Regions from separate parts of the Mus musculus genome. Here region 1 is linked to region 2. A link is a loop called in an ENCODE intact Hi-C map of the cell type or tissue named here. Cell type or tissue: heart. All regions are shown on one strand. Each heading gives the region's core, and the rest is flanking DNA. Links, peaks and the distances in the headings are about the cores only.

The links. Peaks named below come from ENCODE experiments on the same cell type or tissue, not always from the same donor. Only the 100,000 strongest peaks of a DNase experiment are listed, where the experiment ranks them.
Region 1: a loop joins it to region 2, with 2.6 times the contacts of the local background. A loop is called at or near these places in 2 of 42 quality-filtered maps.

The regions. Positions count from the first base shown.
Region 1 is chr3:107,677,056-107,685,202 of GRCm38, reverse strand. It overlaps Ahcyl1 (S-adenosylhomocysteine hydrolase-like 1), which reads left to right. Exons shown (of 17, transcript NM_145542.4): 2 at 7,372-7,483. Gm52629 (a long non-coding RNA gene) reads left to right here and starts at 668. Exons shown (of 2, transcript XR_003954676.1): 1 at 668-4,434; 2 at 4,746-6,914. In heart, for the core only: no CTCF peak of the experiment used is centred there; DNase peaks (open chromatin) are centred at 3,782 and 4,322; H3K27ac peaks cover 260 bases.
Region 2 is chr3:107,555,182-107,563,328 of GRCm38, reverse strand. No RefSeq gene overlaps it. Among named protein-coding and RNA genes, the nearest start is that of Ubl4b, 4.2 kb to the right of the region's middle. In heart, for the core only: a CTCF peak has its summit at 3,963 (motif pointing left); a DNase peak (open chromatin) is centred at 3,898; H3K27me3 peaks cover 2,823 bases.

The sequences.
Region 1 (8,147 bases), core at 1,869-6,868, 120 kb before region 2:
ACTATATAGGTCTGGCTCTTCTGGAACTCATTATGTAGACCAAGCTTGTTCCCAAACCCACAGAGAGTCATCTGCCTCCCAAGTGCTGGGATTAAAGACATGCACCTCTACCCAGCTTATTAGTCTTAAATGTTATAATGCTATTGAGATTTGGTAGGAGAGTATCTTAATTCTTAATTCTCAGATGAATTCCAAAGAATTTATTAGAATTTCTATATTTGTACCTTATTATTTGCCTCTATTATATGAAAGTATGCATCCACATATATATGTGAGTGTATGTATATACCACATGAAAATTCAAAGGTTCATTCTAAATCAAAAGTATATACATATTTATTATACTGTTCTTTTGAAGTTTTCTTTTGTGTTAAGAATGATAAGTCTGGGGCTGGGGAGATGGCTCAATGGGTAAGAGCTCTGACTGCTCTTCTGAAGGTCCCGAGTTCAAATCCCAGCAACCACATGGTGGCTCACAACCACCCGTAATGAGATCTGATGCCCTCTTCTGGTATATCTGAAGACAACTACAGTGTACTTATAATAAATCTTAAAAAAAAAAAAAAAGAATGATAAGTCTGAGCCGGGTGTGGTGGCGCACGCCTTTAATCCCAGCACTTGGGAGGCAGAGGCAGGCGAATTTCTGAGTTCAAAGCCGGCTGGACTACAGAGTGAGTTCCAGGACAGCCAGGGCTATACAGAGAAACTGTCTTGAAAAAAACAAAACAACAACAAAAAGAATGTTGAGTCTAAGGAAATGAAAGCTCCAGCAGCCGTGCTGGGAGAGAAGGGTGGCAAGTCCTTCCTAACACCTTACTAAAGTAATGCAGATGCTTTGTGGAACCAGAGTCGACAGTTACTAGTGCTGAGATGCCAGGAGATGCATGTTAGGAGGGGTAGGCTAGCATGATCTGAGGGGAAGGCAGTTAGGCTAAGTAGAAAGTGTAAAGTTGGTCTGACTGTGCTTTGCAGTATGTTGCCAATTGTGGTTTTTAGAAGATTAGTGAGGCCACCTCTGTGCTGCTTCAACACCTTCAAAAAAACAGAATAAAAAAAGCCATTTGCTATTTTTACCTTTGGTTGGCAACTGCTTGGTTGAGACTGTAGAAGCCAGTGAAGAGTTGTCTCTTGAAGAAAAGGGGTAGTGGCTGATGGTAATACCACTTGTGCTTTGGGAAGTTTTCAAGTATTGTCTTTCATAGTTTCAGTGACTCAGTATATGGGCCTGATTGCACCTCATTCTTTCTCACACTAACCTGCCTTGACACTGTATCACATTGATTCTCATTTTGAAAGGCATAATTTGTCTGACTGTGGAATTGGATTCTAGTAGTGTGTTATTGGTGACATCCAAAAGGGTAGAGTGGAGGAAAGATATGTGTGTTGTGATTAGTCAGCCTGCCCACCCACTCCCTCCTGGAAACTCAGGCCCCATCTGGGGAGACTAGAACTTAAGAAACTTGAGACAGAGGGAAGATGGAATAGCCAAAACCTGCTGGGTTTTAGAAAATGTTTCTGTACCAGGAAATGAAAGAGGCTGAAGGGCCTACTTTGGCTCTGTAGCTCAAAAATGATCCTTTTTCAATTCGTCTTCTCTGATGTATGTGTTTGAGGGCAAGTTATTGGAAAGAAAAGACCCTCCCTTTTTTATTTATCTATTTATTTTATGTATTTGAGTGTTATGTTTTCATGAACACCACAAAACAGAATCAGATTCCATTATAGATGGTTGTGAGTCACCATATGGGTGCTAGGAATTGAACTCAGGAATTGAGCCATCTCTCCATTCCTCCTTTAGGAAACTATTTTTATCTAACTGAAGTAAAAGATAGTAGACTTCGGTTTTTCTTGTTTGACAGTATTGCTATTTATTGTTGTTATTTTGGAGGGGAGGGGATACATTTAAAATAGGAATCAGACTGATCTCTGCTAAGACGGAAAAAAAAGATGCTATATTGGGGAGGGTAGCTGACTGTTTGACCTCTTTTCTATCCTCTGAAAGGTAGTGGCTGGAAGTAGTCTTAAAAGGAATAATTAGCTGGAAGATGTATGGAGAAGGGATTTTTAAAAGATGTAGGAACCTTAGACAGTGTTTTAATATACATCTTAGTAATTGTCCTTGTTAAATTTTCTAGTTTCTGATAGTCTTTTTTGGCTCAATGCTGGTACCTAAGAAATATGCTACCCATAATTTCTTAAACAGCAGAATTCTGAGCACAATATGCACAGAAGGCAATGGGACAGAATATGTATATTTTTAAATGCCTCAGAAAACCAAAAGAGGGGTACTGGGCCCTCAGTTAATCTCAGAGGTTAGAAAGACGGGTCTTCCCATGCACACCTAAGGTTTGCTTTCTTAATGATTTGTTTTCCTAGTGCTTGCTGTTTACCTTTGTGTCTAGTTCTTCACCCTTAGGAGAAAACCTTCCTGAGGAAATTAAAAGCTGTTAGATAGGTATGTGAAATAACAAAGTTAATAAGATGCCTGGCCTAACCTCTAATTTTTGGAGGACCCACATTAAACGATATGGCATAGACGCAAGACATCGTGTCTACTAAACTATTTGAAAAGCTGCTTTAAAATAGCATCTTAAACTGGCCTGAAATTTAATTGGGTTTTAAAGATACAACAAATAGACTTCAGTGTTTGTGTGTGTTATGGTAGCCAGCGTGTTCCTAGAGGAATGGTGAAAGTTCACAGCAAAGCCATCTGTTACTATTACATGGAGAGTTGAAGTACATACACAGATTTTGAGAGAGCTTTAGTTCTTGCATCGATCTTTCATAGGATGAAGTACTTAGTGCTAAGTGAATATGTTGACTAAAAGAATATAATGCACGTTGTATATTGTCCTGATCATTGTCACTTATCCATAGGATCATAGTAGTGTTCTAGTAGGTTTTCATTTTAATTTCCTCTAATTGGATAGAGAGAAGGTAAATTTGAATTAGGTATGGGAAGAGGGGAGGGCAGCTGAGCTATAGTGTGTGTAGATCATATATTTTCAGAAGTAAACTCAACTTTGGGTAGTAAAAAGTATTAAGATCAATTAAACAAATAATTACAGTTATTTTTCTTTTGAAGTTTATAACGTTTTTGGGTTGCCTGTGTTCCCTTTGTCTTGGTAAGTACTGTACCATCTTGTAGATCACTCTGTCACTATACCAACCATAATGAACCCAAATTATTAGGTCAAGCTTTTCCTAATGGGCCTCAGTGTTACAGAGAACTCAGTCCAACCATCATAAGTTGTGCTTTAAAATAGCACACTATACTGATATGTACTATACTGGCCTTCAAATGCAGCAAGTAGACATTGTTTGGATGTGCTCGATGGAAAATGGTCGATGTACCCTATCCTTCCTCAGATATGCTGTTAATCTGAGAGTGGAGCCGAGTTGTACTTGGGGTACTTTGTCTATGTTTCCTTCTTTCTTCCTTGTACTTACTACCTTATGCTAAAGCACCCCAGTGAAAACCTAACAGTTGGAGGAAATCATAACAATAAGAAGTAATACAAACCATGCTTTTGCAATTGTCTTTGGGTTTTCTTTTATCCAAATGACCATATTTTTCCACTTAACTACTGAGTTTAACCCAAACAGAAAGCTGCTATTAGATCTGGTTTCACTAGAAACCAGAAGTTGGTTTTGGCAGCAGTATCCTTATTTACAGCATAAAGGTGAACAGCATGCGAAGATTCTTTCCACCAAGGGAGGAACAGCTGCTAGCTGGAAAGAACCTGTAGAGTTAGACCCCTGGGGGAAACGGGCAGAGCCATGGCATTCAGAAGCAGCTGCTGTGAGACGAGACTCTGCAGCTTGTAGTTCAGGGTAGCAGAGAAGACAAGGATATCATGCATCTGTGTGCTGCTGGACCACCTTACAGACAGCTATCCACTATGCCAGTACTTGAGTTAACACTGCCTACTTCAAATGTGGACAAGATCTATTATTTGAGAGATGGGGTGTTAGGAGCACTGCACATAGTAGTAAGCTACTTGCCATAGTCTACTATTTTTAGATGGGAAAGATTTTGCTAAGCTTTAGACCGCTGATAAGCTTTATTAATACAAGGAGAGATTATGTCTATTAATCTCCGGTTGCTGAAGAAATATTTCTAACTTGCTACAACTGCTTCTCTATGTTTTTTATCTAAAAATCTGCAAGTGTTACTGAAGTGCCTTCCCCCACCTCACTGCAACGTAGGTGGTATCTGGAATCATGCCCAGAACCTTTTGAAAAAAAAAGTAGAAGAAGAAGGGGAGGAGGAGGAGAGGGAATCTAACAGCCAGGAGAAGGGAGCACTTCCGAACAGGCTGCCCATGCCAGCAGCAGGGAACCCTGTGGAGGAAGTGCTGCCTCTGGAGCTGTTACAGCCACTAAGGAACTCTTGACTATATTTTTTTCACTGCCAAAGTAACTGCATATTAGGTTGGAATTCGTTGCTTTGGTCATCTCTCCTTGATTTACATCTTGCCTATTGAAGAAGTGAAAGTGTAATTGGAAATCCTATTTAGAAGGATTTAGTTTTTGTTTGTTTTTCTTTTTGAATGCAGCTATGCATTTGAAGTACTTAAAATTAAATTTTTAACATTTAAAGTAAAATATCTTGGGCTTTATGATGATATTTGTTAATCATATTCTGAAATGATATATGTGGCTCAGCTTGGGTTGTAATTGTCTTTGAAGCTTGACTTAATATTGTACGAGAAAAGAGTTTTAAAGGTTTACTTATTCTGCAGATGTTTATTAAATACCTTCCTGCATGTGTGAGGCCCTGACCTGCTCTGGGGGTATGTAGTTCTTCTTTATGTCTTCAGTGTCTGTTTTCAGACTTAATAAAACAGGCTCTCCCTTTCTGTGTCAGAGTTGCCTGAAGAAGAACTTCCACAGTTAGATGGTGAACCGAGATGAGTTGTAAACACGCAGGTTTCTGTCTCTGATCTATTTGATTCTGTCCTCTGCGTTTGTGCTTAGTGGGAACCATGCTGAATAGGAAGTTCAGGACAAGCCAGTGTCCCCTTGTTTGCTACTTTATGACTGTAGAGTCCTACCAGTTCTGTTTTTCATTTGTTCATTCTAACTGCCGATTGATTCCAGAGCTACAAACCAAAGCTTGGTTCTTAGGCTGCAGTGTCACCCCAGCAGAGACTGTATGTGTTGGGAGAGGAGGATTGTACAGCTGTAGCTAATGTAGAGTCTACTTTTTAAAATGTGTCATTTTGTGTATATGGATGATTTGCCTGTCTGCATGTTTGTGCACAGCATGAGTTCAATACCTTAAGAGAAGGGAGTCGGGTCATCTTAGGCTCAAGTTATAGACAGTTGTGAGCTGCCATATTGGGGCTGGGGATAGAACTCAGGTCCTCTGGGAAAGCATCCAGTGCTTTTAACCACTGAACTATTACCCCAGTTTCTGGTTTCCTCTTTTCTAGCTTGAAAGTGTTGATGACTGGGTCATTTGTATTATGCAGAAAAACTTTTCACCTATGATAGTATACAGTTTCATTGATACTATTTGCTAACAACATAATTTAATAGTTTCTCCATAGGAACCTTTTCAGAGCTCTGAGTCTGAATCCAGGTTCTCAATTTATACTCTTTTTCAGGAATGTGGGTTTTATTTCAAATTTTGTAGAAAGAGGTCATCAGAATTCATGTGAGAGTTCAGTGATTCTCAACCTGTGCATTGAGACCCATTTGCCAAACTTCTGTCTCCAAAATTACTTACATAACGGTATAATTTTATAATTTTATGCTTGGGGGTCACCACAAATGAGGAACTATATTATAGGGTCTAAACAGTAGGAAGGCTCAGAACCACTGGTTTAAGCCATATAATTCCATATTTTTACATATTACTTTGTTTATAAATAATACTGATTACAAACTATTTTCAATTTATTAAAGCCAGTGGTCCAAATATTCTACCATGTAGATATGGTGACACATACATATAGCCCTAACACTCAAGTTCTAATGGGCTGATACAGGAGAATTGTGAGTTCTGAGCTAGCCTAGGTCTTTTTTTTTTTTTTTTAAGATTTATTTATTTATTATATGTAAGTACACTGTAGCTGTCCTCAGATACTCCAGAAGAGGGCATCAGATTTCGTTACGGATGGTTGTGAGCCACCATGTGGTTGCTGGGATTTGAACTCCGGACTTTCAGAAGAGCAGTCAGTGCTCTTAACCACTGAGCCATCTCACCAGCCCCTAGCCTAAGTCTTTTAAAAGATCTTGTCATTAAAAAAATATATATTCTGCAAATATAAAACTGCAAATAACTAGTTCTACCTAAAAAATAATTTATTCTACCTACAAAGACCTTTAAAACTTGTCAAATTTTCTTCTTTTAGATTCATCCTGATTAGTTAGGATGTAATTAATGGAGAATTTGGTGTTCGTTTTAAAACTTCTCTTTCATCCGTACACTCTGATTTTTAAATTTTTTACTGGTGCTACAGAACTCTAGGGATACTACATTGGTTTTATGAATTAGAGACGACATAGCTGGCTGTAATGTGTTTAGCGATTACTAGACATACCATTCAAAAGCAAAGCCATGGCCAGATTCAGAGGAAGAATATGCTACAGGAGAACCAGATGTGAGATTATATCTGCTTTCTGATAGAATTGGGTGAAAGGATAAAGAGTTTAGTGTTAGTGTGTAAAAGTTAGATAAAAGGGAAGGGAGAAACTTAATGAGATGAAGAAAATTTAGTAAAATTGGATAGTTACTAAAATAAATGGCTTTTCAGAATTGTCTTCTACCTCCTTCTCTCCCCCCCACCCCCAGCCTAGATCTTCCTAAAATAACTGGAAAGAGACAGTAGGGTTGGTTTTTTTTTTTTTTAAAGATTTATTTTATTTATATGAGTACACTGTCTCTGTCTTCAGACATACCAGAAGGACATATCAGATTCCATTATAGATGGTTGTGAGCTACCATGTGGTTACTGGGAATTGAACTCAGGACCTCTGGGAGATCAGTGAGTGCTCTTAACTGCTGAGCTAGCCCAAGACAATAGTTGTAACAGAGTTCAGAAAGCAGCCTCTTCCCCGCCCTTCAGATGAGAGTTACTGCCACAGTAAGAACCACATGGTGACGCCGAATTTTAGGAAAGTTAGTGTATGGATTTGGAAAAGGAAAAGTTTTCGTACAGCAAGATGGTTCCAAGGGTGAAGATGCCTGCCTCCAAGGCTGACAACTAAGTTCTATCTCCAGGACTCACGTGGTGAAGAGAGAGCAGACTCCCACAGTTTGCCCTCTGACTTCTTGTGTGCCTCGGGTACCTGCACATGATAAATAAGATCCATACAATTCCCGTGTACTAAGTTTTCAGCTTCTTACCCTTTCTCTTGTAGCAAATCCAGTTTGCTGATGACATGCAAGAGTTCACCAAATTCCCTACTAAGACTGGCCGGAGATCTTTGTCTCGTTCCATCTCACAATCCTCCACAGACAGCTACAGTTCAGGTAGGTATGACTTTGATGTCCCCTCTGTCCCGTCTTATTCACGGGTGCTCTTCACTAATACTTAGAATGTGAGAATCATTCCCAGCAAGACTTGCAGCTGAGGATGCTTTTGTTAAGATGTTCTTTCCCAGGCTGTTTTCTGTGTGGTCTGTGATCATTGCCTAGTTAGTGGCACTGGGAAGTTCCTATATCCACATTTGCAAGGGGGGGAGAATCAGTGGTATTTTTGCTTTCAGAACTGGCATGTAAAAAGAAATTTACTTTTAAACATAAGTTATTTGCATAAAACATACCCTTCCACCCATGTTTTTCTTTTTGTTGCTAAAACAGCTTGAATTATGACAATAAAATTTATATTTTTGTCTCCTTTTATTTATAAGATTACCCTTTATGTTAATATGCCTTTCCCTGTTAATTTCTGGAATGGGAAGATATAAACTATTGTAATGTGACTCCAGCTGTTTCCCTACCCTCCTGTCTTAGCCATCTGTAGTAAGTCAAGTCTTTGTTCTGGTTAAATTGTGCCTATCTCAGCCACAGAGAAGGTATTAAGAAATAACTAGAAAGGTGTTTAGAGGCTGAGATGACTCAGTAAAGTACTTACTCTGCAGGCATAAGGACCTGAGTTCGAGCCACTTAAAAAGCTGGGTGGGCAACCAAAGAA
Region 2 (8,147 bases), core at 1,829-6,828:
CCACGGCATAGGCATATTCTAGCTCAGCGGTTCTCAGCCTCCCTAATGTTGAGACCCTTTTACACAGTTCCTCATGTTGTGGTGACCCACAAACAGAAAATTATTTTTGTTGCTAATTCATAACTGTAATTTTGCTACTGTTATGAATTGTAATGTAATTATCTGTGTTTTCCAATGGTCTTGGGAGACCCCTTTGAAAGAACCATTTAACCCTCCAAAGGGGTCATGACCCACAGGTTGAGAACCTCTGGTTTAGAACTTCTCTCTAGTTCCCAATTTTGTCTTTCTCTGTCCCAAGGACTAGAGCCTCTCTGCACTTAGCGCCAAGATCCTATAAAAGGTCTCTAAACCAGCGGGGCTCAGTAGCCCTGTGAGCTTCTGGGGCTTTGAGGGGTAGAATGATGCCCAAGTTCTGTTAAGTTGCAGTAGTGACAGCTTGACTGTTTGGCCACCCTGTGACATGGCCTGAAATGCTTCTCACATTGGAACCTCTACTACCACTACAGAGATGTTTTCTGGGATCCTTCCAAGACCCTTCCTGGGAAGGCTGCCCAGGCCGTAGGATGAGTGGATGCTCAGCCTACTTGGTCCTCACTGTCTTCCAGGCTGGAAAGGCCTCTTCTTCCTTCTGTGCCCAATGGTCACGTGGCTTGGGTTGTGACTATCCCCGCCCCAGAGATGCATCAGTGGGTCAGGGAAGGAGGACTGGAAATGGCCCATAAAAATCTTGGGCCCCCTGTAAACACAGAGCAGGGGCCTTTGAAAGCCCAAAGCACTTTTATGTGCTAGTTAAAGGGCCTTCCTGTTGTGTCGCCAGGATTTACGGGAGGTGGGGGGGGGGGTGCAGGAGGTGATGAAGCCAAGTGCAGCCTTCATCCACTGACATACTGACTTCCAGAGGGAAGGGCAGGAAGGGAGGACCTAGGAACTTCTGGCAGTCACATTTCACTTCAGGCAGGGACTCCATACCTTGAGATCCTGAACCAGCCTGTAACCCCCATCCCCACCCAGGAGGGGCAGTGTTGCTGACCAAGGCAATGAGATGAATCCAGGTCAGTGGCATCCACAGCCACAGGGAAGGAGACCCAAGACATGGGCAGAGCTCACAGGACAGAGTGGGAAGTGCACAGACTGCACTGTGAGCCGATGCTTCACGGGAGATACCATTTCATGGCCCCTACCCATTCTCAGCATCAAATGCCAGCACTGAGGCACTCCTGGGAGGGTCAGCTCCATCACAACTTATGAGTAAGAGACTGTCAGGCTGCCTTCCTATAGCACCCAACAGGAATGTGATATTTGTGAATTTAAACCTACAGCAGAAGCCTCAAGGTCAACGAGTTATTCTCTCCCCTCTTACAACAGTGAGCCATGCCATCTTTTTCTCTCTGGCAGGAGTGGCCTCAGCCCGTGGGAACTGGGAAAAGAGTCCCTCCCTGACTCACGTGGAAGAAGGAAGGTGCTGTTCTTCGCTCTTCCACAGCACTATGTGCTAACACATTTAAGGGCCCGTTGAAACATCAGTTCACGACTCGGCTCACAGGTGCCTGTGTATAGGAATGAGGGAAGCAGCTGCCACTCACTGCTGCTCTGAAGACAGGCATCAAGCTAGCGATTGCCCTGTTTCTGTCCATCTTCCTGACTCTTAGTGTGAGAGACACTATTCAGCTCAATTAGCTGGTGTCAGAGGGCACACAGTGACTTTGGTCTCTGAGACCTGCCTGGTCTATCACACACCTCATTTCTCCGCTGGTTCTCGCTGCCTGCTGGGAGACTCACTCCATCCTCTGTCCATCCATTCAAGGAAGCAGCAACCATAACCACTCTCAGGAACCTGGGGTCCTTAGCTCTGTTCTCAGACAGGAGGATTCCCACATTGACCTCCCCGTGATCCCTCTTCCTGGTCTCCTGGCCCGAGGTGGTCACAGGGCCTCAGGCCTCTGGCATTCTTCTCCGAAGCTGCTGTTCTCCTCTGCTCCTCTGCGACGCTATTGAGTTTCCTCAGGTCTGGTCAACCAAACACTGCCATATGGGGGGAGAGTTACATTTCCTGTATATGTGTCAAAATATCTGAGCGGATGTGAAATAGATCAGACATGTATAAAAATAAACTTTTACAGGGTGACTGACTACTCCCCTCCAGGGGGAACGAATGGTTCACTTTTCATCTGGGGCCCAGAAACTTGGCTGGGGCCTTAGGGACCACTCTTCACATGTGACTCCCTATGGCCGTCCTGACTCACTTCTTTGGGCTTAGGGCCAGCTTCTCTCCTGTTGGCATTCTCTCCAGGGGTCCTGGTTATGGAAACCCTTCCCCACTAGGCTGACAATTAGCAGGGCACCTTCCTGGGCCCCAGTCTCTTACTCTTTTAGCTCTCCCCTTTTCTCTAACAACCTGTGACAGTATAATTCAGGGTCCCAGTCTTGGTTACAGTAGGACCACCCCATCACCTCTTCATATAATCAGAGCACGCAATGAGCACACATTAAATGCTCTTTACCCATTGTGTGCATCCCTCTGTATAAAAGGGCAGGGACTGTTTATCCAGTATTCCTGCCTATATCCTACTAAGACTTCTCCACTCATCTGCTTCTCAAGGTTCGGTGTTGTCGAGTTATCTCATCTATCTCCCCGTTCCTTGCTAACTCAGCATCTTCATGGATGAAGGTTGGCTCTCTTTATTGCTGAGAGAACTCAGCACTCTTAGCACCGTTATCAGAAATGGCCCCCTAGTTGTAGCCCTGAATGTTGTGTTCACTCCTGCTGCCCTTGCAGGGAGATTGGGAGAGGGTGTCAAGTGGGAGGATACATAATGGTTTGGGACAGATCAGGAGATTCTGTCACCTGGAGCATCCAGACCCTGGGATTTCTATCATTCATGAGCTACTGGCTCCCGGTCAAGCCAAGAACCTAGCCTTGACCCAGCAGGAAGTAGGGAGTGGGGTCTCAGGTCTGGAAACCCCATGTTCATCACACAAACTCAGTCCAGACCCAGAGGCATCTGGCCTGGAGAGACACTCAGCCTTCTCACCTGGGTATAAACCAGCAGGGAAGCAACTCAGGGTTGCCTTGTCTGCCTCTCCCACTCAGCTTGCTAACCCCAAGGTTACGACTGTAGATGTTCCCATCCCAGCTGAGCCTGACATCTGATGGACAGCAGCCATCCTACCAGGTAGCCAGCGAGCTTGGGAACTCAGCCTGGGTTTAGCCAGGCTATCTATTCCCTGGCCACCGACCCACTGTCAGACCTTAATGAGTTGCTCTTATCTAAACCAACTGCAAATTCTAGAGATGAGCTCAAGCCCGCAGTTGCTCAATCTATGATCCTGGATCTGGATGTTGGGGGGGGGGTGGAGAGGGGTGGGCACCCCGTTAGTTCTATGGGCATCTTCTTTACTCTTGAGTTTACTTTATCACATTTCATCCACAAAGCTTCAGGGCAGAGAATTCCTGCCACTGTGGCTGATGACATAATCTTCACATGAAGAGTCACCTTGGAGGTAGGGAAGCATTCATTTCAGCCATTCAGGTTCCACACTCTTCAACACGGCCTTGTCCAGGTTGGGCTCTCAGCCGGGATGTTCTTGTTGCCTCTTTGACTTCTTCAGCTCTTTCCGAGGCCTCTTTCAAAAAAGTCATCTGATTTGCACACCCTACACCCTCTGCTGTTAGTAGCAGCTTCCTTTCCCTGGCGATAATTTAGGTCCTGAAGAGTCAGACTTATGTGTTCCCTCAAAATATGTGCCTGGCTGACCTCTTCTTCCTGGCCCAGAACCCTATTCAGTGTGGGCCCTTGTGTCTATACCCCAGCCGTGACTGACAAGGGCTGGACAGTCTGTGAGAGGTGGGGTTCATGTCAGGATAAAGCTCTGTACCCGAGGTCCAGTCCTGTGTGCCAAGACTTCACAACAGCATGGTTGGTCATGGCCACCAGGGCTGGCCAGGGAGGTCACCAGTGACATCTAGTGGCCACAGCCAGATGTCACAAGGTAGGAGTTGTGTTGGGCTCTGCGACCAGGCTTCTGGGCTGCACCAGCAGGTTGCAGGCAGGCCTCTGACTTCTCTGGGGCTCTGGGACAGCAGCATGGGGCAGGACTAAGGTGGTTAGGTGTGAGAATGGAGGTCTGGACAGACACCAAGCTGCTCATTGCCACCAGAAGTTTGGCTTTTCCCTGATCTCTCCCATCTGTGCCCCTCTGGGCTCCTGTAGTCTCTCTCATAAGATCTGCCATAGTCCCCTTGCTCACAGAGTCCCCTGAAGAGCTGCCTGTCCTAATACAGACCTAGGCTGGAGTGCAGAGCAGCCTCAAGGAACCTCTCCTAGTGACAGCTAGACAGCTACAGAGGACAGCGCAGGGTAGGTCTGAGGGTGGGTCTTGGAGGACTTAGTAGCACTGGGCTCTCCTGGGCCTTACACGTGGGTGGAGCTTCTGAGTGCTAAGGTTCCCTGAGCTGGAGGAGGCAGGAAGTGCCTGGAGTGAAAGAAGTACACTCTCAGCTCTACCCTGGGATAAATAGCTTCCCAGGTGGACCCCACTTTCTCTGACAATCATGAACGTTTTCCACTTGGAGGAGAGGGGAAGAGGATGGCGTTCTCAGAAGAGCAGCCCGCCTGCGTGCTTTGTACTTCACGTGAACTGCTTCTGCCTGCCCCTGCATCTCTCTCATCTCTCTTCCCCTCTCCTCTTTTTATCCCCTTCCCTGGTGCCCCTCCCTAGCCCATTCCCTGGGTCTCCCCTGGCTAAATATTTCCTCTGCAGGCTTTTTATACCTGTCCTCTTCCTTCTTGCTTCTGGCTGTTTCTAGGTCTTGCCTTGACTTCCACCTCCTCCCTCATCCTTGGCATCCCCTTCAAGGCTGAGCTGACATCACTCAGGTAAAATAACAACACTTCATTGCGCTCCGGTGGTGGTGGTGGTGGTGGTGGTGGTGGTCAGGTGGACAGAGATCATAACTTATTTCCCTGATAAGCCTTCATACAGAACGAGAGAGGAGGCAACCCTGAGTTTCCTGCACTCTGGAGCCCCTCAGCTGTCACTAACTTGCCTGCTCACCCCATCTTCCCCTATGAGCTAGGACCAGCCTGCAGAAGACTATACAGGTAGGAGCAGACTGGGAGTCACTGTGGGCATGCTTTCAAGTACCGTGGGGTCTTTCTCACTGTTACAGGAGTGACAATAGGAACTCCGATTTCTGGTAGTGAGTTGAATGCCACATTTAATATCTCTGCAGGTCAGATGCTGTGGGTTCGCACCTTAGCTTCAGAAAGATGCTGGGAAGTGATCCTAACTCCTATCATCTACCGGTGAAAAATGGGATCTGAGGATTAACCCATTAAAGGCAGGCCCCAGGCCAGCAGGTGGACAACAGGTCTAATTTTATGATTACCAAGGTTCAGTTAGCCCACGCAGGAGCACTGGGAGACTCTCCCATCCTATCTGCCCCTCAGACATTGCACTGGTCTCCAGTGATGCCAGTAGCTTTTGCAGTGTTCGTGAGAGAGATCTGAACCCATGACCATCCATATTCTCTGAGCACATTCATTTCTTTCCCAAGTCATCAAACCCACTCATTTCAGAACATCTTCCCCTCTAATTATGACAATCGTCTGATTGTGTGCTTTGATTACACAATTATATTTTATCATGTTAATTGCATAATTAAGACAAGCAGTTACATGGGGGGGAGGGGAATATTTCCTAGCTCCAAATGGGATTCCAGTACCCAGACAGGTGTTTCTTCTGTCCCCTTTAGGAGGGGCTAGAGACTCCAGGGGTTGAGTAGTGACCATTTCTCTCAGCAGTTGCGGGAGACATTGATAATTCAGTTGTTACTGTTCTCATGGCTCTTAAGTCTCTGTCATAGGTGCACCTGCCTACACATAGTCACAGGCTATGGAGAACTGAGCCTGTGTTATGGCTTCCATGTGCTTACAGTCTGGGGAGCTCGACCCAAGTGGCCATCTCCAGAGACTTCTCATGTCTGTGGCAGCTCAAGCCTGGATAAATGGGCCTTCAGAGGAGGGTCTAGATGCAGATGACTGATGATATCTTCTTCCTCCGTGCTCCCAGCCTCCATGCTCCAAGCTCCCTTGCTTCCTCCAGAACCCCCAAGCCTGGGACAGACTACACCTCACCTTCCTCTGTCCCCTGTAACGTTCACTCAGATTGCGCCCTCCAGAAAGCCTTTGTGGGTTAGTTCTGCTGGGGCATCTACCGTAGGATGACTCCAATCCTGTCTATCCAATGATTTGTTCATCATGGGGTCCTCTCAAGGGACTGAGGACTCTTAAATGGCCCTTCAGAAACCTTACTTACTCCCTTCATCTGCACAGATGCCTGCCTGTCAGTCATGGCCACAGCCCTACCCACACTGTGTGTACACTTGCAAATTTAGATTCATTTTACATCCACCAGGGGAACTGGCTATTTAAATAAGTGTTACAGAGGAGCCTTTGGTAAATCCTGATATCACGTTCTGCTTTATTTTCTATATAATTTTGGATTTTCATCTTTCTAGGGGGAGGGGGAGGGTGAAGGAGAGGCTGCAGGCAGGGTTATGTCTTTCCACAGCTTATGTATTTGGGTCCTGCATGATCCTGTGTGGCTTACGTGTCTAAATCAGGTCTTTTCTACTAACAAATGTGTGTTCAGGGCTATCTGTATATAAAACTCAGTGTGCTGAAGGCATGGGTACCACAGTGGATGAGACTCAGACCCTGCCTTTGAGCATCAGAGGGAGGGACTGGGGTGCATATGCTGGATGCACTAGAAAAAAAAATGGCTGCACAGAGGCATGTAGGATTACCTTTGTCAAAGTCTGGGGAAAAGCAGAGAAGGCCTCACGGAGGAGGTGATTTTTAAGGCAGGCAGGGTTTGCAGGATGAGTTGGTAGTGTTCAAATGAGGAAGCAAGCAGGAACAAAGGCAGGTTCTCATGTTTGGAGTAAAGGGTGAAAAGTGGGGGTGCAATGAGAGTGGGTGATAAACAAAGGCCTAGGCCAGGAAGGCCAGTGGGGACCAAGGAAGAGCTCAACTCTGGGAGGTTAACATGAGGCTCAGTGTCTGGGATTCCTGACTGGTGAGTGCTGTGAAACACAGTCTGGGTCATCTGCCAAGAGTGAGAATACAGGAGTGGGAGAATAGGTGTAGTGACAGTCTACGTTCCCATGGGAGAATAGGTATAGTGACAATCTGAGCACCCATGAGAGAATAGGTATAGTGACAGTCTGCACTCCCATGGGAGAACAGGTATGTATGGTGATAGTCCACACACCCATGGGCTTTTCTTTCAGCTGCTGTTAGATGCCAAAGAGACAGGAGTGAAAGTTGAGCAAGCATGGGACAGGGTTGGAGTAGGGTACTGTGGATGGGCAGGCTCAGGAAAGCAGTGCTTATTGTCAACATTGTCATCCTCTGTAGGGTCAGGGCTGTGGGGAAGGAGAAGTCAGGCAGAGATAGAGGGAGGAAAGGATGAAGGGAAAGGAGGATTTGGGTGCTAGGAAGAACTGAGGGAGTCTCCAATGCAGTCAGCTTATCTACTAGGGTTGTTAACTCTTCTAGGGCTACTTGCTTCTCAACCAAGAAAGTACCATCCTTTTGGGCTTACTCCACCTGACAAGGGTTTGGGCCAAGATCAACAATGTGTTGCAGTTGAAGCCTGCCAAACGCGACACTCAAATGCCCAAAAAATATCCTGTTTCTTGTGCACCTCTGACCCCAGAGTCTGCCCAGAGCCTGCCTGAGGAAGATACAGAGATGTTTTAGGAGGCAAGGTGGGCCACCCTAAAGATACAGCTATGCGCCTCTTGCTATAGGATTAAAGGAGCTTACACATTCTCCTCCTGCAAGGAAGGCATCATCAAAGCACCTTGTAGGATGTGTGGATTGAGGCTACAGATTCAAGGCAGACACCATTAGTGGCTCTGTCCTAGCTTTCCGTGCTGGTGTTCCTGGGGGCTCCGTGATTTCTCTGGCTGACACCAAGAGAGCAGGAAAAGTACTCAAGGCATGTGCTGAAAGAACCAGCGGCCATGCTGTTGGGATAGTGCCTTTCCCTGTTCTCTTTCTCTGTTCCAGCTTTCATTTCTCCTAGGCCTACATTTTCTTTCCTGGTCACCCACTCTCCCCCAACTCTGTCCTCCTTCC